2 separate regions of the Homo sapiens genome follow, and region 2 is linked to region 1. A link is an interaction called in ENCODE POLR2A ChIA-PET data of the cell type or tissue named here. Cell type or tissue: Panc1. All regions are shown on one strand. Links, peaks and the distances in the headings refer to the core of each region. The heading gives the core; the rest is flanking DNA.

Region 1 (15,051 bases), core at 4,540-12,539:
ATCTAGGGTGGCATAAACTGCAATGCAGTATACTGGCTTTTCATATGTCTTGTCCATTAAACTATTAAGTTCCAAGAAGGTAAGTGCTATATGTCTGTGCGCTGGTCCTGCAGGGGCCTAACGAATGTATGCTGATTGGAAGTGGTTTCTCCTGCTTCCTTACTTAGCCTATTTCTACTAAAAACATTTCTGGGCCAGGCACAGTGGCTCACACCTGTAATCCCAGCACTTTGGGAGGCTGAGGTAAGAGGATCACTTGAGCCCAAGAGTTCGAGACCAACCTCGGCAACACGGCAAGGCCCCATCTCTACAAAATTTTTAAAAATTAGCCAAGCATGGTGGTTCGTGCCCATGATCTCAGCTTCTCCAGAGGCTGCAGTGGGAGGATCACTTGAGTCCAGGAGGTAGAGGCTGCAGTGAGGTGTGATAGCATCACTGCACTCCAGCCCGTGCAACAGAGCAAAGAAAGAGAGCAGTCTCAAAGAAAAATTCTGTTTAAGCCCCTGGCTGATGGAGCAGAAATGATGCTCGCTAAATCCTGCTTTTCTCGGTCTCCTAAACTCTAACTTTTCTTTTCTGAGTTCGCAAGTTCACAACCCTTGGAAAAACAACCCCAGGTTGATCCAGCACTAAAAGCTGCCTTTTAAAATACAGTTAGGTGGGACCTGACTAGCTTAGTGTCTGGGACATAAGTAGGTACTAAATAAACATTATTTCTTTTCCTTCTCTCACTTCAAAAACCTTCCTGAATCTGTTCCCAAAGCAGCTCCATTTCCTCACACCTTTCAAGCTGCTCTTCTCCAAAAGCCACACCCTTTCTGGGTCTTAATACCTGCTTAGACTTTGGCCTACTGCCTCTCCTCAGTACCAGCTGCCCACCTGCTGCCACCTCAGCCAGGGTGAGCTCATCAAAGCAGGTAAAATTTTTAAGGGAGAAGCTTCTACGTCACAAGATCTAGGTCCAGCATGTCAATACAATTGCACATAGGAAGCACTGGAAAGTTTTGCAAAGGGGATTCATGCAACTATCCCCAAACATTAACAAAAGAAATCTGGTTGTATCGTATATAGGATAAGAGAAAACAAACAAAAAACAGGATTAGGAATCAGAAGACTTGGGTGAAATTTTTAATCTGCCTCTCTCACTAAAGGCTTTTTTTTTGTAAACTTAATCAGAAATATTCTTTTAAGCCAGGCACAGTGGCTCACACCTTGTAATCCCAGCAATTTGGGAGGCCGAGGCAGGCGGATCGCTCAAGGTCAGGAGTTCAAGACCAGCCTGGGCAACTAGTGAAACCCCATCTCTACTAAAAATACAAAAAATTAGCCGGGTATGGTGGCATGTGCCTGTAGTCCCACCTACTTGGGAGGCTGAGGCATGAGAATCATTTGAACCTGGGAGGAGGAGGTTGCATGAGCTGAGATCATGCCACTGCACTCCAGCCTGGGCTACAGAGCAAGACCCTATCTCAAAAAAAAAAAGGAATATTTCTTTAATGTCACAGAAAATGTTTTTAATTGTTATGGTACATCCTTAAGTGAAAAGAAGTTCACAAATTTTTAGTAAAGAAAAAATTTAATAGAAAAAAAGGTTATCTTAGGTTTTCTTATCAACAAAATGTAATTCCTGCTGGGCATGGTGGCTCATGCCTGTAATCCCAGCACTTTGGGAGGCCAAGGCGCGTGGATCACCTGAGGTCAAGGAGTTCAAGACCAGCCTGGCAAACATGGTGAAACCCCGTCTCTACAAAAATACAAAAATTAGCTGGGCATGATGGTGGGTGCCTGTAATCCCAGCTACTTGGGAGGCTGAGGCAGGAGAATTGCTTGAATCCGGGAGGCAGAGGTTGCAGTAAGCTGAGATCGTACCATTGCACTCCAGCCTGGGCAACAGAGTGAGACGCTATCTCACACACACACACACAAATAAAGAAAATTTAGTTACTACTTCTCTCCTTACAGCAAAATTAATTACAGTTTAAATGTAAAAACTGGAACCAAGAAAACACTAAAAGAAAACATGAATAAATTTTTTTTTGTGATTCTGACAAGTGAAGAAGATTTTTCCAAGTATGACAGAAAATTCAACTCCACAGCCGAGAAGCGAGATGAGGGGAAGCACCTTGAAGGAAAATATTTGCCTAAATAAAAATGTAAAACATGTGAAAGGCAAATAATTAGCATAAACAAAGTCAAAAAAAATTTTTATTGGGGGAAAAATTATCAGCAACACATATGGCAAAGAGTCCTAATGCCGTATGTATGTAAAAGCTCTCACAAGTCTACAAGATAAAATAGTGACCAAAGAGAAAAATTAACAATGTATTTGAGCAGAAAATTTACAAAGGAATAAAATCAACTACCAGAAAGATAAAAAGATGCTAATTTCATTAATAACTGAAGACATCCTAAATAAAGTAACAATAAGAAATCCTTTTTCACCTATCAGATTGGCGAAGAGTAAAAAAATGTATAACACCTGTGTTGGGCCAGGGCGCAGTGGAAAGAGGCACCTCCATACCCTGCTGATGAGAAGTACACTGATGCAACCTCTTTGGAAGGCAGTTTGGCAATTTAACATTTATAATGAGCACACCCTTTGATCAGCAAATCTTTCCTTCTAGGAATTCTGCCTAAGGAAATAAAATACAAGTACTAGGACACATGGGCAAAGACAGCTGGATACTGCTGTTCATTACAGTACTGCATATAACAGGAACAACTGAGAAACAATTCAATTGTCCGTCAAAAGGGGCTTGGTTAAATAAATTATGATACATCCCTCTGAAGAAATGCAATGCTGCTCCTTAAAAGCACATACTGAGGTAGAAAAATATCCTAGGTAAATTACAAGTGATATGTTTTTCAGTACAGTATAATCTTTTCTTTCCATTTTTTAATTGCAGTAAAGTATATAAAATTCCCCATTTAAAAGTGTACAATTCAGTGGCATTAACTATGTTCACAATGTTGTGCAACCATTACCACTATTTCCCAAACTTCTCCAAACAGTAACTCCGCAATGATTAAGCAATAACTCCCCATTCTCCCCTCTCCCCAAGCTCCTGGTTTACCTCTAATCTATTTTCCTGTCTCTATGAATTTGCCTTTTCTAGATATTTTATATAAGCAGAATCACAAAATATTTGTGCTTTTATATACGGCTTATTTCAGTTAGGGCAGCATTTTCAAGGTTTATCTACATTGTAGTATGCATCAGAACTTCCTTCCTTTCACAGCTGAAGAATAGTCCACAGTCTGTATTACTGTGTTTATACATTTTCTTTGCACATTGTTTGTACATTTTGTTTATTCGTCAGTCAGTGAACATTTGGGTTGTTTCCACCTTCTCGCTGCTGTGAATAATGCTGCAATGAACACTGGCATGCAAGAATCTGAGTCCTTGTTTTCAATTATTTTGGGCATATACCTAGGAGTGGAATTGCTGGGTCATATGGCAATTTGGGGCTTTTTGGGGAATAATCAAACTTTCCCACAGCAGCTGCACCGCTAACACTCCCACTAACAATGTATGAGGATTCTAACTTCTCTACATTCTCACCAACACTTCTTACTTTCCATTTTTTTAAATTAAGAGCATAAACTTTTCGTGTAAAACTAAATGTACATAAAAATGCATCATTTAAAGAATCTTTATGGCTCAAGGATGTTAGTTTAAATATATAAATAAAAAATATAAATAAATAAAAAACCCAGTGCTACCCAACTGTTAACAATAACTATTTTTCTGGGGCATGGGTTTATAGAAGATGCTCATATTCTGCCTTACGTATTCCCCATTTTGCAAAAGTTTTTAGAACACCTGGTGTTGCTTTTGTTATTTTAAAAAATGTCTTAAACAAAAGTTAGCCAGATAGACGGTTTGATGCCTGCCTGCTAATGTGAAACACAGTTTCAGTGTTACATACACAGCAAGGCCCTAAATGGGCAGAGGTGAGAAGACCTGAGTCCCAGTCCCCACTCTGCCACCCTGAGCACTCTGTATTCTCACCTCTCAACTCCCAGGCACCTAGGACTGAATCCAAGTTCCCAGTGAGCATCCGCAAAATAGACGACAGCTGTGTGGACCCACCCACGTGGTCCTTCCACCCCGGGGACAGCACTGAGGCTACAGGAGCCCCAGGTGGGTTGTCTCAGGCTATGTATGGGTAGCCGTCTCCCTTCCTACATTGAAACAGAATTCTACAGTTGTACTGAACTAATGAAGGAAGGTAAGAAAAGGAGAGCTCGGGGAAAACCTGCGAGTCATGGACTATGAAGGAAAATGAAGGCCTTCCCCGCAAAGAAAGAAGCAAGCCCAGAAAAGAATTCAAGAAATGATGATGCCAAGGAGGACAGGGCAGCTGACATTGACTAATGCAAGTGTCTCACCTGAAGCCACAGGTGCTGAAGTAGACAGCAAAGGGCAGTGCCTGGAGCCACACTGCTCTGTGGGAACCATCCCAAGGTCACCTGCTCAGGCAGCAACAAGGAGAAAACCCAGCCTCTGTGGGAAGAGGCACTGAGGCCTGGGGAAGTGAAAGTCAAGTGAAATCCTTCCCCTCTTCCAGGTGTTCTCAGCCTTTCGGCTGCCAACTGTGGACTTTGCCCTTGAAATTCAACTCCTGGCCTAAAGAGATAATCTCCCAGGCATGTCCTGTGTAAATTTGGCTAATCAACAGAACACATTCTGTGCAGCCCCTGCTGGCTGTCCCTGAAACAGCCCTGCCAGCCAGTAGTAGTGCTGACTGGCGGGGGGAAGCTTTTCCTGGCAGAAATGCCACCAATCCTAATGAAATCAAGTGCCCAGGATGGGCATTTTCCAAAAATCAGACAAGCATCTGTTTAAAGACGAGCACATACCTGGAAATCTCATCCAGAAGTGATACGGATTTGGTGAGAAGAGTCATTGAGAGCATGGACCTTTACCAGGCTTTGTTGATGTTTTAGAGTAAGCCACCTAAGAACATCTAAAGTAAAGCTTTGTAGACATGAAATTCTGGGTCAGTAAAAGAAAGCAAGCCAATTAACATCTGGCCCTCATACCCTTATTGGCATCTCAGCTGCCAAGCCTCTTAAGCAGTGGTTCTCAAAGTGGGGTTCCCAGCCAACAGTAGCAGCATCACTTCCAAACTTGTTAAAAATGCAAATTTTTACTAAAAAATTTCTACTAAATTGGTTAACAAGCTCTCCAGGTGAGTTTGGTGCACAGTCAAGTCTGAAAACCACTGCTCTACGGGCTCTAGAAAGCTCTGCAATCTGGAGTTCTGATCCCGCCCACCCTGAGACTTCCCTTACTTTCTGCTCTAAATGAATTTTGAGGGACTGGAATATCATCCTCCAGTTACAGCCAATAAAATAGGCAAGTTTCCTCCCACTCCATTTCCATCTTCTACATGGTCTCCTAGGTTTCTTTTCTACAAATCATATTCAAATGTGTTTCCTTCCTGCTTCCTGGGGAAAGTGATTCCCCGCTTTCTGGATGGTTCAATCCCTTAAAGATCTGACCTCAGCCAGTCTTTCCAGCCTCATCTTCCAACCCATCTGTGTGTCCCTGCTCATGGCAGATGACCATTCAATGTCTGCTCATTGTGAATCAGTGATGAAGACCATCTGAACAACACCCTGTAAAGGAACCTTTCCCAACTACATTATCTTTCCTTCAGAAGCAAGTCTGTTACTGAAACAGACTGGGAAGGGGAGACAGGAAAGCAAAATCCAGTGACTTACCAAAGAAATTCCTCTGTTTTCTAGCAATCTATGCTAAATCTGAAATTCAGTCTCACCCTGCTCTGCCCTTCACAAACTATTCCATCTAAGCAGGCTGATTGGGCTGACCACAGATCTCATGAACACCAAGGAATGAGAGTTTATAAACACTGCATACATTTTCATTTCAGAATCCCGGGCCTTCACTACTGATAGAATCCAAACAGGATCAAACCTTTAAAAAAAAAGAAGTATGGACCGGACACAGTGGCTCACGCCTGTAATCCCAGCACTTTGGGAGGCCAAGGTGGGCAGATCACCTGAGGTCAGGAGTTCAAGACCAGCCTGGCCAACATGGTGAAACCCTCTCTACAAAAATACAAAAATTAGCCAAGCATGGTGGCGTGTGCCTGTAATCCCAGCTACATGGGAGGCTGAGGCAGGAGAATGGCTTTAACCAGGCAGGCAACGGTTGCAGTGAGCCAAGACCATGCCACTGCACTCCAGCTTGGGTGACAGAGAATCCATCTCGAAAAAGAAAAAGAAGTATCAACCCATAGAAACTAGTCAATGTTCAATTTCCAAGAAGTGAAATTTGTGGCCTGATACATTTCTTTTCTCAAACATTTCCAACAAACTTGAAGACTCTAGAAGAGATCTGTACGCTAGGAAATCAGGGTTTATTTACAAACACTAGTTTACTGACAAATTACTTACTTTTTCCAAAAGTAAATTCCATCTTCTTATACAATAGGGGGAATTGCAATCTAAGACATCTAACTACTTATGGAGCGTTAAGGAGAAAGGCCATTTTTTTCCTGCCCAGAGGGAGAGATGTAAGTCAGGTTAACTGCTTCCAAGTCTTGCCACAGCCCCACCCTCCCCAGTTGTTTATATGGACTCGCATTCTCAGTATTTAACCAGGTACCCCTTTCAGAGAAAGCTAAAAAAAACTCATTCAATTCTGCAAACATTCAAAATGTGACCATAAATAACACATAGTGATACAAAGGAAAAAACTCATTAGATGTTCTAGATAACCAAAGAAGAGCTGCATTTGATATACCAACCAGAGTGGAAGTGTGGCAAGAACACATGCTTGGAATCAAACAGCCTTAGATTTAGATTTTAAGCAAGTTAGCTACTCCACATCCCTGCAGATGTTACAACATCAACAAATTAACTCACAGATCATTGTAAGGATTTACTAAAACAATGAAATAAAAATGCCTAGTATAACACAATGCTTAGAACAGAGTAAACATTACACTAATGTCTTACCGCTAACCTAAAATCTGCAGAAAATTTAAAAATACATAGTGCTTGATCCCAAGAAGTATGCAGACTATATTAATTCGACTTCCTTAGCTAAGCAGGTATGTCTATGCCCACTTCAGATCCCTTCTGTTTCCTCATATTCTTATCCCCTTCCCCCTTCTTCCCCCTTCTTCCTCCTTCTTCCCCTTTCTTCCCCTTCTTCCCTCTTCTTTCTTCCCCCTTCTTCCCACTTCCCTCTTCCCCCTTCCCCCTTTCCCCCTTTCCTCTTCTCTTCTCTTCTCTGAGACAGAGTCTTGCTCTGTCTCTTCTCTTCTATTCTTTTCTCTGAGAAAGAGTCTTGCTCTGTTGCCCAGGCTGGAGTGCCATGATCATAGCTCACTGAAGCTTCAAACTCTTGGGTTCCAGCGATCCTCCCGCTTCAGCCTCCCAAAGTGTGGGGGTTACAGGCATGAGCCACCATGCCCAGCACCCTACTCTTTTTCCTGATTCTTCTCCATCAGATTCAATGTTCCTCTCTCTCCCTCTCAAATTTCCATACCTTATCCCAAGTTGTGCCACCATCCTCCACCCCGACACCCCCTTGCTCCCTACATTCTAACAATGATGACTTCCTAGGTGTCCTTTCTGCATGTCAAGCTCTTTCCTACCTCAGGAGCTTTGACAGCTGTTCCCTTTTCCAGAAAGGAACTTTCCCCAAATCTGCACATTAACGGCTTCTTCTCATCCTTGAGCTCACAGTTCAAACGTCATTCTCAGAGGCCTTCTCTAACCTCTCAGGTCCCTGTTACTCTCTCTTTTACATCACCATTATATCCTTCCGAGCTCACAGCACTATCTTGATCTCATCTATTGATTTGTTTACTTGTTTACTGAAATGCTTCCCCACTCACTACACGTCAAGCTCCATGACAACAAGGACTTCAATGTCTTAGTTATCTCTACCTCCTCGGCATACAGAACAAAACCTAGAACAGAAGGAATGCTCCATAAATATTTATTGGATGAATAAATACATTCAGTTTCCGAAGCAAGAGAGGCAGAGTTAGATTCCCCCTCACTCCTTCGCTTTCTCTAACTGGTGACAGTAGAAGATGGAATCCCAGGGAAAGATTGTAAATTAAAAAGAGAACAGACTGAGGATTAACTTTTGGGGAACACCAAAAAATAAAAGCCATCCCAACCCCCCCAATGACAAAACATTAAGGGCTATCAGGGACCCAGGAGGATGGCACAGGTGTTGCAGTCTCCACCGCCTTTTTTTGTTTCTACAGCTTTCCAGAAGAAGCTCAGCTTCTTCCTGCAAGGCCATGTAGACATCTGGCCTTCGGTGTTTTTCAGATGAAAAGAAGTCTGGATATCACTGCTTTGAAAACCCATCTGGGCACATAAGCAGAATAGGCACCTACATCTAAATGGAGGGAAAAAAAACCCACCTGGGTTTACCAAACAGTTGTGGGTCCTGCAACTGGAGGGGGTAGGAAAGAAAATAAAAAGGCTTTTCTATTTCCACTTAATGAGATTTAAATAAAACAACAATTTCCGGTTGCTTTTTTTTTTTTTTTTTAGACGGAGTTTCACTCTTGTTGCCCAGGCTGGAGTGAAACAGCACAATCTCAGCTCACTGCAAACTCCGCCTCCCAGGTTCAAGTAATTCTCCTGTCTCAGCCTCCCAAGTAGCTGGGATTACAGGCACCGGCCACCACACCCGGCTAATTTTGTATTTAGAGACAAGGTTTCACCATGTTGGCCAGGCTGGTCTTGAACTCCTGACCTCAAGTAATCCACCCACTTCAGCCTCCTAAAGTGCTGGGATTACAGGCCTGAGCCATTGCACCCTGCCCTGGTTGCTTTCTTTTTAACCTGGATCCCTGCCACTTCCCCCTGGGTACTTATTAGAGTTCAGTTGACAAAACCAATAGCCCTTCTTACCTCCAATATCTTCACAACTGGCTCTCCCAGCACAGCCAAGCCAAGAGCAAACCCTGAGCATCAGTGATGACTCAAATGCAGAGAGGCAGGGACTCGGAAAGGACAGTGCTACCTGTTCCATTTATGTTTCAACCCAAAGGGATAAGTCAATCAGGAGGTTGGAGAGAGGCAGAGAACATAAGAAACTTCAGTATTTTCTTTCCTTTCTAGATTCAAAAGCCTCAATTCTCAGAACATACCAGCCAGAGTCCAAGCCACAGACTGCAAACCAAGGTCACTGCCATTGCCAAGCTTGTCTCACATGTCCTAGCTATTTTCTTCTCACACTCATGTACCATCCTCCTTTTTCTCTTTTTTTTTTTTTTTTTTTTTTAAGAGACAGTGTCTTGCTATGTTGCTCAGGCTGGAGTGCAGTGTGTATTCACAGGTGTGATCATTGCGCAGGACAGCCTCAAACTCATGGGCTCAAGCAGTCCTCCTGCCTCAGCTTCCTAAGCAGATGGGACTACAGGTGCCCAAAACCAGAGCACACTCCTTTATAGTTGCTGGGGTCATTCAAGTTCCTTAATTTCCTTTCCCTACTGGCATTCCTTTTTGCTAAGTGGCAAAGTATATACACACAAGTCAGACCTTTTTGTCCTAAGGTCTTTGCAAATGAGTACAAAGTTCCACGTGTAGTGTCTACAGTCCTCAGTCTTCACCATGTATTTATTATTATTATTATTATTATTATTATTATTATTATTATTATTATTATTTTAGAGACAGGATCTTGCTCTGTCACCCAGGCTAGAGTGCAGTGGCACAATCATAGCTCACTATAACCCTGAACTCCAGGGCTCAAGCAATCATTCCACCTCAGCCTCCCAAGTAGCTGGGACTACAGGCATGTGTTACCATGCTTGGTTAATTTCATTTATTTTGTAGAGATGGGGGTCTCATTATGTTGCCCAGGCTGGTTTCAAACTCCTGGCCTCAAACAATCCTCCTGCCCTGGCCTCCCAAAGTGTTAGGATTATAAGTGTGAGCCATTGCATTGTGTCCGGCCTTTACCATCTTTTAATTACTCCATCAGAACACATATTAGGTCACAAATTGCTAATAAACTAAATGGGAGGGAGATTCCAGCATAACTCTGCAAGGAAACTTACCTCCACTAAGGAGTACGGGGCACAGTTTTGGGAGCTCTATGCACCATCGAGGCTAAGCTTCTCCTGGTTCTACAAGGAGCTACTGTCGAATCTGAGCCCCTGCCTGTGGAAGCCTGCAGAAGTAAAAAAGCTGAAGAACAGGATGTTTGACCATCATCTAGAGTTTGGTCTTCTAAAGCAAAAATAACCTTACATTGTAAACACCCTCACTCAAAGAGAAAATTTGTGAAGCCTCTACTCTTAGGAACTCCCTATTCTGCCCTAGGCCTGTCTGGGCTCAGCAGGCCCATAAATTGGCACTGTTGATATGACCTTTCCAGGCTGTATTTCAACAAGAGATAACAACAAAGCTCAGAGCTTTGGTAGCACTCAAAGAAGATTTGAGGGACTTAAAACACATTGCTAAATTTGGCAGCAAAAGTTCCTGTTCCCTGAAGTTGCAAAAGAAAATCTCTTTATAATTTACACTTGTAGATAAGGAGCTATTCATTCTCTTTAGAAACAGATTAGAACCTCCTCATCCCAATCCACCACTCCTCTGAAAGAGGAGTGAGACTGCTGGGGCAAGTCTCACCTGGGGCTGGGATCAGGCTATCTCTTGGGAAGATGAAGTACCAGGAACTTACCTTGATGCCTCTTACTGCCTTAGCCACAAATGCCCAGAGACATTTGCCACTTCACTATCTAGAGCCGTCTATCTCCCTCACCCTCCCATCAGCCTTCCCAATTCCCATTCTGCTCTTTGACACTGGGTCTGCCATGTCCCTATCCCTGTTGTTCATACAACACATATTACTCCTCAGAGAGGGGCCCGCTCAGCCTAGAGGCTCTTTTGATTCAGCCAGACTCCCCTTCTGGTTTATAATTTCTTTACAAAAGCAAGGTACAGGAGCTCCGATCTATATGCTGACTGGGGGACGCTTATCACTGCTCTGCTGATACCGTCTGCCCAAGACACAGAAGAAGGGGATAGGGCCTTGCATTTCTCAGCAGAACAAACCCAACAGACAAGCCACAAAGAAATAAACACAGCTGCCTGGCGTGGTGGCTCACGCCTATAATCCTAGCACTTTGGGAGGCCGAGGCAGATGGAATGCCTGAGCTCAGGAGTTCGAGACCAGCCTGAGTAACATGGTGAAACCCCGTCTCTACTAAAATACAAAAAATTAGCTGGGCATGGCAGCATGCACCTATAATCTCAGCTACTCGGTAGGCTGAGACAGGAGAATTACTTGAATCCGGAAGGTAGAGGTTGCAGTGAGCCGAGATCGTGCCATTTCACTCCAGCCTAGGTGACAGGGCAAGACTTTGTCTCAAAAAAAAAAAAAAAAGAAAGAAAGAAACAAACAAACACTCCTGAGGCTGGGTGCAGTGGCTCACGTCTGTAATCCCAACACCTTGGAAAGCCGAGGTGGGCGGATCACTTGAGCTCAGTTCGAGACCAGCCTGGGCAACATGAAGAAACCCCATCTCTATAAAAAAAATTATAAAAATCAGCCAGGTGTGGTGCACATTTGTTACTCCAGAGGCTGAGGTGGGAGGATCGCTTGAGCCAGGGAGGCAGAAGTTGCAGTGAGCCAATATCGCACCACTGCACTCTAGCCTGTGTGACACAGTAAGGCCCTCTCTTGGGGAAAAAAAAAAAAAAAAAAAAAAGGGCCGGGTGCAGTGGCTCACACCTATAATCCCAGCACTTTGGGAGGCCTAGGCAGGTGTATCACCTGAGATCAGGAGTTCAAGACCAGCGTGGCTAATATGGCGAAACCCCATCGATACTAAAAATACAAAAATTAGCTGGGTGTGGTGGTACACACCTGTAGTCCCAGCTACTTGGAAGGCTGAGGCAGGAGAATCACTTGAACCCAGGAGATGGAAGTTGCAGTGAGCCGAGATCGTGCCACTGCACTCCAGCCTGGGCGACAGTGAGACTCTGTCTGGAAAAAAAAAAAAGGAACTAAACACTACTTGGTTTACAAGAGAATAATAAACAAAACAATAACTGCAAACATTTTGTTCAGCAAGGAGGCAGGAAGTACTATTCTAGGCACTTTACATTTGGCATTTAGGCTTTGTTACAGCCCCATGAGATAATGCTACCACTGCCTCAATTTTACGGAAGAGGAACCAGGGCACGGACAAGTAACTTGTCCAAGGTTACAGAGCTATTAGGTGGCAGAGGCAGAATTTGAACCCAATCTGACCCCAGAGCCCAGGCTCTAAACATTACTCTCCTATTGGATGGCTCTTCCCCTAAGACACAGATTTGCGTCTGGGCACTAACTGGCTCACCCTAAACTCTAAAGGAGAGGGGATTGCTCAGAAAACACTGGCATTTTTCGCCACTGAGAAAAGGAAACAGTGATGGAAATATTTATTCAAAGACCTGGTCTAAGGCTACAGAGCCAAACAAATAAGTACCCCAAACATCTGTTAACCAAAATTTTCCCAGGGCACCAAGAGAAACCTACCTTCTTACTTACTAAAGGCTGAGGCCTCCTTGTACTGCCCTACGCATTGGAGAACAAGCTTCCAGCCTCCGAGTTCTGAGAACCAAGTCAAAATGCTTCCTAGAATCTGGTTGATGGGGTTAAAGAAAAGTTACTCAAATATTTTTTAAGCACCAACTATATATGTTAGCCATTTGGGGAAATAAAAAGTATAAAATATTATACTTGATTTCATACAACTTCAAGGAATCTAGTTGAAAACACAAGATATACACATTTGAAAAGTCAAGTCAGGGCCAGGTGTGGTGGCTCACATCTGTACTCCCAGCACTTTGGAAGGCCAAGGCAAGCAGATCACTTGAGGGCAGGAGTTGGCCACCAGCCTGGCCAACATGGTGAAACCCCGTCTCTACTAAAAATACAAAAATTAGCCAGGTGTGGTGGCGCACATCTGTAATCCCAGCTACTGGGGAGGCTGAGGCAGGAGAATCGCTAGAACCCGGGAGGTGGAGGCTGCAGTGAGCCAAGATCATGCCACTGCACTCCAGCCTGGGCGACCGAGCGAGACTCTGTCTCAAAAAAAATGTCAAGTCAGGATGTCAATGAGAACACTGAATCCATGCCTTCTACTTTCTGGAAGAGGAGACTGAACCCTAGAGAAGTCAAGTTACTTCCCCAAGATCACCCAGCAAATTAGAGACAGAACCAGAACTAACATCCAGACCTGCTGACTACCTGGCTGGGACTTTCTACCGCTATATGTAGGCAGAGAAATTCACAGGAAGGATGGATTATTAACAACAGCAGCAGCTAACATTTATTGAGAGCATATTTGTGTCTACAACTAAGTCGAGTGCCTTACATAAATTAACACATTGAAACCTTACAATAACCCTTTGAGGTGGGTAATATTATCACTCCCAACTTACAGATGAAAACAGAGGTTTACAGAGATGAACTCACCAGAGGTCCACAGATAGAGGAAAAACCAGACTATGGACCCTCAGAGCTGGCTGCAAAGCCTATTCTATGCTCTAAGCTGCATCTGGAAGGGTACAAGGGCAGTATTTGTGGAAGCAGGGGTAAGGAGGGCTGAGGCAGAGGCCGGGGTCTGGAGCACTGAGAGCAGCTTGTGAAGGGCCTCCAATACCACACTGAGAAAGACCTCAGGGGCTCCACCTAGGCTGGCCAGCAGGAAAGGGGCAGGCGAGAAGCAGTTCTGGATGGACGGGTCTCCCCGTCTGTGAGGAGTGAGCATCCCACAGCAGGAGGAAAGAGCTGAACCTGTGAAGCTGGGTTGACAAGGACTACCTCAGACTCAGGACTTCTGGCCTCTCCAGTGTGGGCGGCTGCCGTGTCCTCAAAATCTCATTGGCCCCTACTCCTTCCTCTTAAAGGACACTCTCAAGTACCTTCCTAACGTGTAGGCCAGGTCTGAAAGGGCAGTCCTCCTTGGCTGCTGGTGACTTTCCAAAGCAATTGTCTTTCTCTCCCTACCTTGTCCATGGCTCCCTGTGCCCTTTCTTTGATCATTCTGCCTGATGCAGCAGCCATAAGACATGGGGAGCTGTCTGTCAAGTGGCAGGAACTGAACACAAGCAGCTTTGAGAGGTGGGGAGGAAATCCTGTGTTATTAGGAAATCTTGTATTATTACACACCCAGGACTGCACAGACCCCAGACCAGACTACCTGGGGTCTTGACAGAAAGATGAACGAGATGCAAAATAGCAGCTACTTCTTTTTTTTTTTTTTTGAGACGAAGTCTTGCTCTGTCGCCCAGGCTGGAGTGCAGTGGTGCGATCTCAGCTCACTGCAACCTCCGCCTCCCAGGTTCAAGCTGTTCTCCTACCTCAGCCTCCCGAGTAGCTGGGATTACTGATACACACCACTATGCCCGGCCAGTTTTTGTATTTTTAGTAGAGACAGGGTTTTACCATATTGGCCAGGCTGGTCTCAAACACCGACCTCAAGTGATCCACCCACCTCGGCCTCCCAAAGCGCTGGGATTACAGACGTGAGCCACTGCGCCCAACCAGCAGCTACTTCTAAAAGAAGAATCTGGTTTGTTCCCAGCGTAGTAACATCAACCTGTTTGAGAGACACCAGCCCACTCTCTTCAAAATGCTGCTGTAAGTTGATAATAATATACTGGAAAGCATTGGACATTTACTATGTACCAGGCACTGGCCTATTTACAGGTATCATTTCATTTAATCCTTACCACAACTCTATCAAGTCAAGTACTATTACATCCATTCTACAGATGCCTCAAAGAAGGCTGATGCACAGAGAGATTAAATAACCTGCCCAAGGTCACACAGCAAGGTCAGGCTCTAAAGCTAGGCCTCTAAGACCCCTGAGCTATAGCTGTTCATCACTGCAGTGCACTGCAATGCATGTCAGATACTCATATTAAATGCAAATGGTTCCATCAGAATTGCTCTAAGGCAGCACCACGCACTCACTGAGTACCTAAGAGTCACTGAGAGTTGAACAAACACACCACAGGCTAGTTCATTTTAAAACCATCTACAAT
Region 2 (15,051 bases), core at 5,635-13,634, 72 kb after region 1:
CATCAGGGAGATGCAAATTAAAACCACAATGAAATACTCTACCTTACTCCAGCCAGACTAGCCATTACTAAAAAGTCAAAAAACAATAGATCTTGACATGGATGTGGTGAAAAGCAAATGCTTATACACTGCTGGTGGGAATATAAATTAGTACAACCTCTATGGAAAACAGTATGGAGATTTCTCAAATAACTAAAAATAGATCTACCATTCAATCCAGCAATTGCACTACTGGGTATCTACTCAAAGGATGAGTCATTATATCAAAAAGATACTTGCACAAATATGTTTATCGCAGCACAATTCACAACAGTAAAGATACGGAACCAACCTAAGTGCCCATCAACCAATGAGTGATTAAAAAATGTGGTATGTATACACCATGGAATACTACTCAGCCATAAAAAAAGAATGAAATAATGTCTTTTGCAGCAACTTGGATGGAGCTGGAGGCCATTATTCTAAGTGAAGTAACACAGGAATGCAAAACCAAATACTGTATGTTCTCACTTATAGGTGGGAGCTAAGCTATGGGTATGCAAAGGCATATCGAGTGGTATAATGGATTATGGAGACACAGAAGGGGGAGGAAGGGAGGGAGGGAGGGGAGATGAAGGGTTACAAAGACTACATATTGGGTACCATGTACACTACTCAGGTGACTGGCACACTAAAATTTCAGACACAATTCATCCATATAATCAAAAACCACTTGTACCACAAAAGCTATTGAAATAAAAAATACATATTTTTAAAATATAATAATAATGAAACATTTAAAAATAAATACATAAATAAAATGACCTCAAGTGATAAGGGTTTCCAACAGAACAAAGGTCCAAGTCAGTGAGGGGAAAAAGATTAACTTTTTCACTCTTTTTTTTTTTTTTTTTTTTTTTTTGAGACAGGGTCTCACTCTGTCATCCAGGCTGGAGGTCAGTGCCACAGTCTCGACTCACTGCAATCTCAACCTCGGGTGATCACCTCAGGTGATCCTCCCATCTCAGCCTCCTGAGTAGCTAGGACCACAGGTGTGTGCCACTGTGCCTGGCTAATTTTTCTAATTTTTGTAGAGATAGGGGTTTACCATGTTGCCCAGGCTGGTCTCAAACTCCTGAGCTCAAGAGATCCACCTGCCATGGGCTCCCAGAGTGCTGGGATTACAGGTGAGTGCCACAGTGCCTGGCCAACTTTTTCACTTATTTATTCAGTTTCCACAGAACTATCTGGTCTTCTGTTTTTCTTCCCTGTCCTACCCACCCATGCTCCCACACGCCTAGCCTGGGTGATAAGCCGCAGAAAATAACGCTGACCCACCAGGACCACAGCTCTTGATGTGGCTTCAACCAAGTCTGAGCCTCATATCCTGAGATCTACCCCAGCCCTCCAGGGACCAGAAATAGTGACAAATACATGGGAACTATGTAGGCGACTCAAATGTAGACAGAGCTGGGCACATCATACTGCTCCCAAATTGGTTTTCTTGAACAAACCTAACCTGAAATAGACAAAGGCTGCTAGATGTTATTTTGCCAATACCTTTTGGCAGAGCTATTTCTAGCTAATTCTGATCACTGAGCTACTCATGGAGGTTTTAAAAATGGTCCATCTTTAAACCTACCATTTTGGGAGGCAAAAGTGGGAGGATTGCTTGAGCCTGGGAGTTCGAGACCTGTCTGGGCAACATAGGGGGACCCCGTCTCTAAAAATAAGTAAGTAAATTAATTAATTAAAAAAAATTTTAAATGGCCCTCTGAAACAAGATATAAAGTGGCCTCTACCCACGCCCCATGACTCTTAACGCCACTTTCTTTTTTTTTTTTTTTTTGAGACCGAGTCTTGCTCTGTCACCCAGGCTGGAGTGCAGTGGCACGATCTCGGCTCACTGCAAGCTCCACCTCTCAGCCTCCCCAGCAGCTGGGACTACAGGCACACGCTGCCACGCCTGGCTAATTTTTTTGTATTTTTAGTAGAGAAGGGGTTTCACCATATTAGCCAGGATGGTCTCTATCTCCTGACCTTGAGATCCGCTCGCCTCGGCCTCCTAAAGTGCTGGGATTACAGGCGTCAGCCACTGCGCCCGGCCTGCCTCTTACGCCACTTCCTATGCAAACACTGTGGTCCTGAGTGCTATTCTAATTCAAAAGAGTGACCTGTCAATGTACAAATGGGGGAAAAATAGCAAAACGGAATCCTCACAACTGATATTGCTGATTAACTGGACAAGAAGGATTCAATTAATATACTTTGACCTTAAGTGCCATTTTTCCATGTTAACCCACAGCACCAAATACTCATTTGCAAGTTGGGTTTTCTTTATCTCCAGGTATCTATGTACAGATTCGAGTGACTACTGAAAAGTACAAAGCTTTGATTCCCCTCCCATACAATTATACTATTTTCAAGAGAATTTCCATTCCCCTGGGACTTGGACCCAGTAGAAGAAGCCTTTTGGGTCTAAGTACTTAGAATGCACTCATCCCTGGCTCAAGAGGCAAGACCAGACTTTCAAGAAAAGCTTCTCCAGGCAGTCCTGGAGAAAGACAGCTATTGAGTGGCACTTCCTAATTCAAGGGGATATTATGCTAACTAGAGTTCCCGGCAACAGTAAATGTAATCCAACATGACTAATAGAAAAAATAACTGACTAGGCCCTGTTTACTCACTAGAAAATATATCCCCACATGATGAGCCTTAACAGAGGTCATCTCAGCTTCCAGAGACCAGAGTGTTGTAAAAACAGTTGCTTCCCAACAGCAATATTTGGATCAGGAGGTACCCAACACTCATATCCAAAACTAATTTCCCATCCAATTTCTTTTGTTGTTGTTGTTATTTTCACTCAGGGGCTCACTCTGTTGCTCAGGCTGGAGTGTAGTGACACAATCTCGGCTCCCTACAGCCTTGACCTCCCAGGATCAAGCAATCCTCCCATCTCAGCCCACCGTTTAGCTGGGACCACAGACACGCACCGCCACGCTCGGCTAATTTTTGTATTTTTTTCATAAGGACAGAGTCTCACTGTGTTGCCCAGGCAGGTCTCAAACTCCTGGCTTCAAGCAATCCTCCCAATTTGGCCTCCCAAAGTGCTGGGATTACAGGTGTTAGCCACCAGGCCTGGCCTCCATCTAATTTCTTAACTTCATCCACTCATTGATTCATCAAACCCCTAACATTAAGCATATTCACTGAAGAAAGGTAATAAGAGAATAAACAGATGCCCGTACACACCCCAGTGCTTTTTCCGCAGGAGATATTCAAAAACTATAGGACACAAGAAAGGAAAAGTATATAAATGATAGTGATACAGAGCACTTCCCAGAGACCAGTGTCTGACAGTCTCAGGACACTGACTCTGATTAAAGGCACTTTTTACCCCACTCTAGTTAGCCGCCTCCAAAAGGAAGAATGGAACAAGACGGAAAAAATTTAAAAAATCTAAATTCAAACTTGTCCTTGGCTAAATTTACATCCAAGATCCCAACTTCACATCAAAGAAAGAAAAAAGCCACCCAAAGTGACCCCTGCCTACTCAAAGGAGTTTCCAAAACATTAACAAACAGGGACAAATTCCCAGCATATTCTAATTACTATGACCTTTTATCATTAAGAGTCCCATAAAAAGGGGCTTATTTCTAATGCTACTAACAAAGGGTTAAGCAGATTATTTCTATCATATTTGCATGGAGATCCTAAATTCCAGTTTAAACAAATGATTCCCAGACTTCTAGATAGGCCTTAATTGGGCTAATCTGTTACTTTTAGTGCAATCTCGCAAAGGCTGGATTCTTCTTAAGCCCTTAAAGGACTTGAGTAAAATTCTTTTGATGGTAATTTTTTTAAAAGATCATCTCCAGAGTTTACATATATTCCACAATTACTTATGCTGATAGAAAAAAATATATATATTTTACTCCAAAAGGCTCCTTCCAGTTTGAAAGCTCTAATTGCCAACATATCTGATATGAACTTCCTGCATAAAACAAAACACAAAGCAACAAGTATAATCATAGGTCTAAAAAGAGAGACTTGTTAAGGAAAACAGAGAAAGCTCAGCTTGTTTAGCCAGAGGAAGGGAAGGAAAGGATGGGTACAGATGGGACAGTCTGTACATTTGGTAGCTGCCTTTGGAGTCCAGGAAAGACAATTTGTTCACTCTGTGAACATGTGTGCATTGAAGAGGGACAGGAAAACAGTAAAAGTAGGAAACATTAAAAGAAAAGCTAACTACAAGGAGATAATCTGTGATCATCAATCTGGAAACCTTCCTTAGAAAGTGTTTCCCAGGGAAATTGTGAGATCTCTTTAAGAGAGATTAAATCTCTTCAGAAAGATTTAAGGATATTTGGAGGTGGAGGAGGTCAAAATAGTCAAAGTTCTACCATACTAGGAGATTACATCTGAGTATCAAAGGGATATTCCAGTCCTGGGGAATTGTCCAAATGCCATCCCCACTAAAAAATAATTTAGACTATTTTTAAAGAGGATATTGCAGCCCTATTTTTCTTTTTCTTTTTTTTTCTTTTATTTTGAGACGGAGTCTCGCTCTGTCGCCCAGGCTGGAGTGCAGTGGCGCGATCTCGGCTCACTGCAACCTCCGCCTCCCGGGTTCACGCCATTCTCCTGCCTCAGCCTCCCCAGCAGCTGGGACTACAGGTGCCCGCCACCACGCCCAGCTAATTTTTTGTATTTTTAGTAGAGACGGGGTTTCACCGTGTTAGCCAGGATGGTCTCGACCTCCTGACCTTGTGATCCGCCTGCCTCGGCCTCCCAAAGTGCTGGGATTACAGGCGTGAGCCACCGCACCCGACCTGCAGTCCTATTTTTCTAAGCTCTTAGCTATCTTAGAAAACCTAAATCACCTGTTTAATAAATTATTAAAATGACAAGTACCAAATACAAAAACATTAACTATGTAAGCAATGCATCAAAAATGCAACCAAACATTTCTAACATTTAAATAAGGGCATTGCCAAAGTCTCTTCTTGAGGCCCCAACTCTCAAAACTAGGTTCAAGAGCATTCTCCCGGGAAGACATACCAAATGATCCCCAACCAACAATGAGCTTTGCCATTCTCTGGAGGAATGACCACATAACCTATAACCAGAGGCTACAGAGAAAATAAAATGACTTTCAGGTGACACAAAATACAAACTGGGAGAAGGAACCAAGGTGCTAATCAGGGTGTGACCACCTCTATCTGGCCCTAAGGGATTACCCTGATCTAGAAGAACTAGGAAAACTGAGCTCAGAGATCTCTCAAACATCAAATTCCAGGAACTTCTGAATAAATGGCAAAGCTGGAACTTTAACCCAGGTTTTTGTACTCCAAATCCCCTACACTAAGAGGGGTCACATTCCTCAGAGGTCCAAAACCCAAACTGAGTCATATCCTGACCCATGTAGAGGTCCTGGTGATAATTTCACCTATCAAAACCCCATTCAGTAAGGCAAGCTCTCCAAGGTGTGAGAGGCTCTTAAAGGTAAAAATGGGTGTGGAGAACCGAGATCATATTTTGATTTCGCATTTTTTATTTGACAAAAAACCATGGGTGACTCTAACATTAATTAAAAGAAAACTTCTTTAGTTGACAAACATCACTTTTCTGCCTGTCAAGCTGCCCCTCCTTAGTGAGCCCTCCTGCTAGGGGATATTCCTTGGCCAAACAACCAAGTCTCCAGAGCACTAGCAAGTTCAGAGGAAACGGCGTACAGGTTGCACAAGAAATAGCAAGAAATCCAGATTGTATTCAAAGCGGCAGACTAATTCTAGTAAAATGTCTCCACCCACTGCTGCCCTTCCTGAGCCCATTATCTGCCGAGAATCAAAGGGCCTGGCTATAAATGTGGGTGTCCAATGTCCTTATAAGCTCCATAAGCTGTATACATGAACAATACGATTAACTGGTAAGAAATGTGGAGGGGTAGGAAGACCTTTGCACATCTCTAAATCCTGGCTTTCCTATCCCTTCTAAATCCCCACGCAGGAACTCTACAAAGGCCTCCTGTTTTTCCTCCATAACACAAAGTGAAATAAATGTATATTTTATGTTAATCTTTCTCATAATTAAGAAAGGTAATCTAAATTCACTTTTACCTTACTAGTACCAAGTTTTAAAATTCAGCTTTTTTTTTTTTTTTTTTTTTTTGAGACAGGGTCTCACTCTGTCACTCAGGCTGCAGTGCAGTGGCATGATCATGGCTTACTGCAGCCTCAACCTCCTGGGCTCAAGTGATCGATCCTCCCACCTTAGCCTCCTGAATAGTTGGGACCACAGGCACATGCCAACATGCATGATTAATTTTTGTATTTTTTGTAGAGACAGGGTTTCACCATGTTGCCCAGGCTGGTCTCCAACTCCTGAGCTCAAGCAATCTGCCTGCCTCTGCCTCCCAAAATGCTGGGATTACAGGTGTGAGCCACAGCACCTGGCCAAAATTCAGCATTTTTAAGAAATAAGAGAATATGAGAGGAAAAGGCACATCAACTTACCTAAGATGTTTAGGGCGAGGAAAAGCTTTTAAACAAATTACAACATTGATCTACCTCTCAGGGTAGTCATGAAAGAAAAAACCAAAGCATTGCGAAACATGGGGGAACATAAAGGACAAACCAGCAGTGGCATTGATCCACATACACATTCCATTTCAGCGTATGCCTGGTAAGATTCAGCTCTTTTCTGATCCAGAGCAGCCCCGTGGTCACTCCAACTAGCTCTTTACCCAGTGAACCAAGCTACTCGCTGCAGGGTACAGTAAGTGAGACAGGAATTGAAACACCCAGATATCCTGGCTACATTTCCTTTTTGAACCTCCTCATTAGGAATTATGACTTGCACATGACTTGTGATGAGCATGTCACATTCCTGTACATAGATGTCACCTTAATCTTCTAAAATCACTGCTTTACCCATAGCTCCTTTTCTCAAAAATCTTTAAAACCTAAACAATGTCTACAGGATAAAGTTCCAGCCCTTGAGCCAGAATTCAACCTGACCACAGTTCGGCTTCCACTGGACCTCCCACTGCTCTTTGGAGAAGGCAGCTGTGAAAGCACCCATGTTAGTCTGAGAGCCAGGCATTGGAATTCCAGCTCTGCCACTTTACCACTTGTGTCATCCCAAGCCAGTTACGTATCTTTTTGATCTTGTCTTTTTAAAAACAAGAATTCCCTCATCTTTAAAACAAGAGCAACAATACCTATGTCACAACACTGAAGGATGAAAGAGAGAGCTGGCAGGTGGCATAGAGCAGATGCTATTACTTTTCTCTCTAGGTCCAGTCCAAATGGTCTGCTCTCCATTCTCTTGAAAGCTTTCCCCAGCAACTCTCCACCAGTTTCAGAAGCATACTTTGCTTCAAGGCTCTCCCCTCTTCTATGAAACCGCCCTGCCTCAGAATCATTTTCTCCTTGAGCTTTATAATTCTTAGATTCTAAGCCAAGTTTGTCCAACCTGCGGCCCATGGGCCGCCCAGGACGGCTCTGAGTGTGGCCCAACACAAATTCGTAAACTTTTAAAAATATTATGATTTTTTATGCGATTTATTTTAAGCTCATCAGCTATCCTTAGAGTCAGTGTATTTTACATGCGGCCCCAGGCGATTCTTCTTCCAGTGTGACCCCGGGAAGCCAAAAGATTGGACATTCCTGTTCTAAGCCAATTGATCTGAAATTATCCTTCACTCAAATGTCACTTCTCTTTCCCCAAGGAGTCCACAAACTCAAGACCAAGGATTTCCCTAATTACCAAGCCAATCCAATCTAAGCGTTCAGTAAAAAAATACTTTTAAGGTAAGAGTTGCCTTGGAGTTGTCTACCAAAATGGGTGCCCTTCTGGCCCAATTAGGGGATAACATTTCCCATACATACACTTGAACAATTTTTCTTCCCCCTATCTTGGGGAGTTTTTCCAAAGGTAATATTTGCCAGATAGCCTGGGCCCAGTGGCTCACGCCTGTAATTCCAGCACTTTGGGAGGCCCAGGCGGGTGGATCACCTCAAATCAGGACTTTGAGACCAGCCTGGCCAACATGGGGAACCCCATCTCTACTAAAAATACAAAAATTAGCCAGACGTAGTGGCAGGCGCCTATAATCCCAGCTACTCGGGAGGCTGAGGCAGGAGAATTGCTTGAACCCAGGAGGCGGGGGTTGCAGTGAGCCGAGATTGCGCCACTGCACTCCAGGGACAGAGAGAGACTCCGTCTCGAAAAAAAAAAAGAAAAAAATTTTTTAAATAAAAAATATATGCCAGATAAATAAAAAGGAGGGTTACATCTATGTTAGTCACCTAGGAACTCTCTGCCAGACCAGCAGAATTTAAGAAGCCTTCACTTCATGCATTCAACAGGCTCTTCTTGAGTTCTGGCCTTGTGCGGTCCTTAATTCAGCAAGGGAGATAGGCTGTGAACAATTCAGTCTCTATCTTGGATTAGCTTTCTGGACCCCAGATTACGTCTAACCTTTTAGAAACCCCTAATTCTGGCAAAAAAAAATCAATTAAGGGATTCACCTTCTGAAAAATATTAAAACAAAACAATGCAGCCCTTTGGGTTTTAACCCTGTGGCCCCATCCCAAAATGGCCAGTTGCAGTGTGTGCAGCTAAGAGGTAGCTGAAAACAGTCTTGCAGATGGGATAATGACCTCTTTGCCATTCCCAAGACCCTGCTATCCAAACAGCAGAAACACCTGGTTGGTAATAAAAGCAAGAGCTGGACTAAGGCTGTACTAAGGCAAATTTTCTCACTTAATGAAGAAGTTATTTTATTCATATTAATCATCAACTACTTTCATATAAAGATCCCAGGAAAATGCAATAAGCCCTCTTTAGAAACACTTGAAAACATTGTCTCTTGAACTCTACTCAGTTACTAAATTATTGGATAACGTGCCATAAACGTTGACTAGAGTGTGGACCCTTTAATACTTAGTGCGTGTCTGCACAAGGGCAAAAAGTGAACCATCCACAAATAAACATAGTTTAACTTGTTGCAGTAATAGCATGCAAAGTTAATTTTCCTTTGTTTGAGTTCCGTGTGTCTGTGTGTGTTGTGCGTGTGTATGTGTGTGTGTGTGTGCGCGCGCGCGCGCGCGTTCTTCAAGGAGCCTGCATACAAGCTGCAACAGCTCCAGGTAGGAGCTCGAATGCCGCCACCGAGAGGCAAGGCGGTGCGCAGAGCCAGCTCCCAGGACGTCCCGAGATCGGGTCTCCGCTCGGCACCAGGCAGCTCTTCACCGCCGGACTCTGGCCGCGAGGTTCCCCACCCCCAACCGCGCGGCCCCCGCCGGGCCGGAAAGCAGAGCCGGCGGCTACTGACCGCCCGGGAGGGCGGACCCCACCAGCCCCGCTCCTCTGCGCCTGCGGCGGCCCCCACGCGCGTACTCACGGAGCTGGACACCGCTGCCGGGGCCGGGAGTCGGGAGCAGAGGGAAAAGGGCTGGGAGGGCAGGGGCGGGACCGGGCGCGCACGCGGGAACCGGGGCCACCCGGCCCGGAGGCGCTTACCTCTGCGTTCCCCAGCCGGGCCGGGCGCGGCGCCTGGATGGGGTCTCGCCGGGAGCCGCGCGGCCCGGAGGAGGAGCCGCTCCTGCAGAGAGGGCGGGCGGCGGGCAGGCATCCGCGCCCCGGGCTGCGGCCGGGCTGCAGGGAGAGAGAGGGGAGGGAGCGCAGATTTGAGTGGAGGGGGCGTGGAGGATGTGCGCCTCCACCCAAGACAGAGAGGGTGGGCTGCTGGAGCCCGGCGGAGGGGAGCGCTCGGAGGCGCCGGAGGCAGCGAGAAAGCCGCGCCGAGAGTGTGCGAGGGAGGGTGGGGGACAGGGGTGAGGGAGGCGGGGGCCGGGGGCAGCAGGGAGGAGAAGTTGGCCCCCAAACTGGACGGCCCTCACCTCCTCACCATCCGACCAAGAGTTGTCTGGGTCTGGAGCAAAGCACAACGGGGTCTGAAACTTTATGTCATTTTCTCATACACACGTGACCCCCCTGGAGTCCAGATGGTTTCAATCACTGGAGGAAAAAAGCGGCTCTTCTGGTATGCGTGAAAAGCCGGAGCTGGGAGAGTCTGGGAAAAGCTGCCTGCACCGCCCGCCGGCCTTCAAACAAACCGATGAGCTCTTTCCCTTCTCCCAGTTCTCGGGCCTCGGGGGAGCCCTACAAAACCCAAATGAAATTCAAAGAAGCTACTTTTGGTACTGCAGCAGCAGCAGAACTCCCAAAGCACTAGGGTTCCAAGGAGCCTGGTCTCAACCGAAAGCTCCAAAAGGGATTCTGAAATTTTACTTTAAATACTCCACTGGTTTGCAAAAACAAAAACTAGAAAAGGGTGCCATTTAATAATAAAGCAATGGAATAACAGCACTGAGAATCTGTGATTTATTAGTGGAATTTGAAGGAAATCATTAGCCCAGTATAACAATCAACTTGGAAAAGAAAAATGTAAATTACTTAAGATCCAAACCCATACTTAGTGAGATGTTAGGAAATCGTGTAATCCATTTTTTACTCACGTAAATCACTGTAAATAAAATTTGATAATAGAAATGCACAACAGCAGCAATGAAAATTGACTTTTGAAGTTTCAGTTTTACATTGACTTTACAAATTTACATTTCTAAGGAACCAGTGTGTATGAACATAAGCAGGCTCCAAGGCCAGGACATGTTCCAAAATCCAAGCCAGTTCAATTGTCACATATCCTAAAGAGGTATTTACTCAGCTGCAGGGCAAGCATCAAAAATAATGAGTTTAAGATACATCCTGAGGCCGGGCGCGGTGGCTCAGGCCTGTAATCCCAGCACTTTGGAGGCCAAGGTGGGCGGATCACTTCAGGTCAAGAGTTCAAGACCAGCCTGGCCAACATGGTGAAACCCCATCTCTACTAAAAATACGAAAGTTAGCAGGAGTGGTGGCAGGCGCCTGTAATCTCAGCTACTAGGGAGCCTTGAGGCAGGAGAATCCCTTGAACCCAGGAGGCAGAGATTGCAGTAAGCCAAGATCGCACCACTGCATTCCAGCCTGGGCAACAGAGTGAGACTCCGTCTAAAAAAAAAAAAAAAAAGAAAAAAAAAGATACATCCTGGAAATAATTTAACTTGGTCAAGATCGAACACAAGTAATGGCAAGAACCAAACTGATAAAGTCTACTGTTCCTTTGCCAAAAAAGGATATTACACAGGAATTACTAGTATTAACTCTTTGTCTCCAAAATACTGAGGCCAAAGGACAGTTTGGCCTTTCTAGCAGAAGGCCTTATATGCGGTGTGATGCAGTCTGCGCATGAAAAATAAATCAATTCCTCGTTGAGTTGCTTCTACATTAGGAAAGCCCAAGATTTCAGCTGTTGTTGAGGCACATTGAAAACACAAAGGCCAAAAATCAGCACAGGTTTTACTCCAAAAATCAGAACAGTTTTACTTTAATCAGAACAAGTTTTTCTCCAAACTCACAATCTAAGTGAGTTTCTACTCTAGTTCACTGAAGTGCTTGAACACCTCAGGAGACCTGGGCCATATTTGGATGAACTTAGCCCTCTCCAGTCTTTTCCAATCTCTCCAATCTCAAATTAGGATGGTTCTGCCCCAAACGTGGAACAAGAGAACTCATGAATGTAAAGGCAAGCCACAGAATTTAGCCAGCCTCCAGGTAAATTCTACCTGCAGCTCTCTGAGCTCTGTAAGGAGGTTCTTAAGTCTCCCACTTTCAAAACTATTAGAACCTCTACTACTAAAGTCCCGTTTTTCTTGTAACATCTCTAAGGAAAGACAACTCAACAGACAGCATCAAGATTTTCTCTAATCAGACCCAGGACAATAATTATTTTCATCATTGGCAGCTGCTGCTGCTGCCTCTTATATGTGCTGAAGCAATGTAAGAGGGCAATAATTAGATATAAATACTTGTTCTTTTTGTTGGCCAATTCCATTGTAAGTTATGCATGGAACTGTTTTAATTCTTAGGAAAAAAACTTCATTAGATCTGCTCTCTCAGAAAGAAAAGTTAACATCCCTTAAATTGTCTAAATATAGTCTAAATATAGCCTTGAGTCTAAACTTCATATATGTGACTATTAGTTCATCTTAATACTGGCCAAATATTTATTAGAGACACTGACATCAGAAATGGTGTTAATGCTATATTTTAAATAGTAGTAATTTAGTAATTTGCGTTAACGTAATGTTCACATCACTTGACAAACAAGGTCGACTATGTATAAGAGATGGCAAGCTCTTTGAGGACAGCAACCTAGCCTGTCTTGCTAATAATTACATCCTATCTGCCTAGCACAGTGCCCAGCATGAAATAAGCGCACAGTAAATATATGCTGTCTGAATAAATGAAAGATAAATAAAAACACTCCTCATAAGGTTACAATCCTGTTGTAGAGACATGTGACTTATAAACAACAGAATGAAATCGCCATGGAAGGATACTAGCAACAAAAAAGAGGAAGGGATCATTAGCATTAGCCAGCTTTGGACTTTAATCACAGCATATATTGAGAAATGTGCAGAGACTGCTGAAAATAGGAAGCGCTTGTAGGAGGAATTTGGTAAATTTACTGCCTAATTTAGGGGTCTGAGATATACTTTCCCATGTTCCATTATTCAGTCCCATCAACACAGAGCCAAGACAAGATTTGAGCATAAACATCCTGGCTCTAATTTGGATAGTTATGAATACTGTTCCTTTCATCCTCTCTCATACGTCTCCTCCACCCGCAAGCCATTTCCTCTGTACGGTCTTCTGTCAGTCTAATGAAAGTTTCCTAATCTTTAGAAGCAGTAGCTTTGGTTCTCTTTGTGCAGAGAAGTACAATATGCCCTGATTACATGGTTATATTCCATACAGATGCCTGGCAACACATCTTGTAGCTAAGGGTCTGTTTAATATTTTAACCTTGAGAGCCTTATAATTCAACTACTTTGTTATATACCAAAATAGAACTTGACATCACAAAGATGAGCTTTACTTCCTTTTGCTATTTTAAATCCTGCACTTAAGCATGGTGAGTTGTCTGGGTTTTCTGGTTCATGGATTTTGCTTTGGCATGTTTTGTTTTTTCCTTTGAAGGACAGAAGGGTTAAGATTTTCTAGGAAGATTTTCAGGTTTGCAGGTCTAGCACTCACGAAACAATGATTTCTTCCTAGGTACTCTGCCTGTAATATTATATGTATTCATTAAAGGGGCAGTGAGGGTTGGGTTCAGTGGCTCATTCCTATAATGCCATTATTTTGGGAAGTCAAGGCAGGAGGACCTCTTGAGCTCACGAGTTTGAGACCAGCCTGAGCAACATAGTGAGACCCCAGTCTTTAAAAAAAAAAAAAAATTAGCTGAGCATGGTGGTTTATGTACACCTCTAGTCCCAGCTACTCAAGACATTGAGGTGGGAGGATTGCTTGAGCCCAGGAGGTCCTGGCTCCAGTGAATTATGATTGCACCACTGCACTTCAGCCTGGGCGGCAAAGTGAGACCCTGTCTCAAAGAAAAGGTATTGGGGCTGTGGGGCCTTATTTATGCTTCATGATCCAAACAACCAGTTTTCTCTAAAGCAGACAACTGGGAAAGGTGGTTAGCCTAGATGACTTTAAGTGTTCTAGGCCGGGCGCCGTGGCTCATGCCAGTAATCCCAGCACTTTGGGAGGCCGAGGAGGGCAGATCACAAGGTCAGGAGATGGAGACCATCCTGGCTAAGACGGTGAAACCTCGTCTCTACTAAAGATACAAAAAATTAGCCGGGCGTGGTGGTGGGCACCTGTAGTCCCAGCTACTTGGGAGGCTGAGGCAGGAGAATGGCGTGAATCCAGGAGGCAGAGCTTGCAGTGAGCCCAGATCGCGCCACTGCACTCCAGCCTGGGCTACAGAGTGAGACTCAGTCTCAAAGAAAAAAAAAAAAAACTACTAAATTTTCTAAATTGCACTGAGTAGGAAGCCCAGAAACCAAAATTTGCATGCAAAAATTTTTGACACTGTGATTTTTTTTTTTAATTTTACTATTCTTATTTTTTTTGAGAAAGAGTCTCTGTTGCCCAGGCTGGAGTGCAGTGGCACAATCAGAGCTCACTGCAGCCTCCCACCTTAGCCTCCCCAGTGGCTGGGACTACAAGCACATACCACAACACATGGCTAATCTTTTAAAATAGAGATTTTTAAAAATCTCTATTCTATAGAGATAGGAGTCTCACTGTGTTGCCCAGGCTGGTCTCAAACTCCTGGCTTCAAGTGATCCTCCCACTTCAGCCTCCCAAAGTGCTGGGATTATAGACATAAGCCACCACACCTAGCTGACATTTTGACCTAAAAAAAATTTTTTATATGTAGGTAAGATATACACCAGGTAAAAACTTCAGAAACAGTTTAAAAATATATAAATGATCCCCAATATATGGTGGTTCAACTTACAATCTTTTGACTTTACCATGGTGCAAAACCAATATTCCTTCAGTAGAAAGCATACGTTGAGTCCCCATACAGCATTCTGTTTTTCAGTTTCGGTACAGTATTCAATAAATTACATGAGATATTCAACACTTTATTATTTTATTTAGATCTACACAGAATTAAAGGAGAAAAATAAATGTAGTACTCCTGGTTAATATCATTAACATAAGTTACAGGGTTATTAATCAAGATCTTAAGAGAAGAATTAAGATATACTATAGGCCGGGCATGGTGGCTCATACCTGTAATCCTAGCACTTTGATAGGCTGAGACAGGAGGATCGTTTGAGCCCAAGAGTTCAAGACCAGCCTGGGCAACATAGCAAGACCCCATCTCTATATTATACTAAAGTACATATATATACTTTAATCTTGTCAAGCTGGTAAATCTCATTTGGATTTCAAGTATTACTGAGGTTTTAATATAAAATTAAAAATAAATTATTCATTTTCTTAAAATATATAAGGAATAAGTAAACTGAATTGTGTTACTTATGTCTTTTTTATAGTAGATTATATTTCCTGCCTTGGATACCATGCAGTGCCTTTTGTTCCCTCCCTACTAAGTGTACAGAAGACAGGATACATCCAATCAAAGTTCTCTTTCTATATCAG

Evidence for each region. Peaks named below come from ENCODE experiments on the same cell type or tissue, not always from the same donor. Only the 100,000 strongest peaks of a DNase experiment are listed, where the experiment ranks them.
Region 2: POLR2A ChIA-PET joins it to region 1 with 13 read pairs; 11 of 35 experiments call an interaction of 5 or more read pairs at or near these places.

The regions. Positions count from the first base shown.
Region 1 is chr11:8,790,295-8,805,345 of GRCh38, forward strand. All of the region lies in intron 1 of DENND2B (DENN domain containing 2B), which reads right to left. All of the region lies in intron 4 of DENND2B-AS1 (DENND2B antisense RNA 1), which reads left to right. Among named protein-coding and RNA genes, the nearest start is that of DENND2B, 13 kb to the right of the region's middle. In Panc1, for the core only: CTCF peaks have their summits at 4,733 (motif pointing left), 4,936 and 5,147; no DNase peak of the experiment used is centred there.
Region 2 is chr11:8,861,447-8,876,497 of GRCh38, forward strand. It overlaps a transcript of DENND2B not described here. Among named protein-coding and RNA genes, the nearest start is that of AKIP1, 42 kb to the right of the region's middle. RefSeq lists enhancers at 1,487-1,987, 1,988-2,488. In Panc1, for the core only: CTCF peaks have their summits at 9,107 and 9,308; a DNase peak (open chromatin) is centred at 9,055; H3K4me3 peaks cover 2,066 bases; H3K27ac peaks cover 1,430 bases.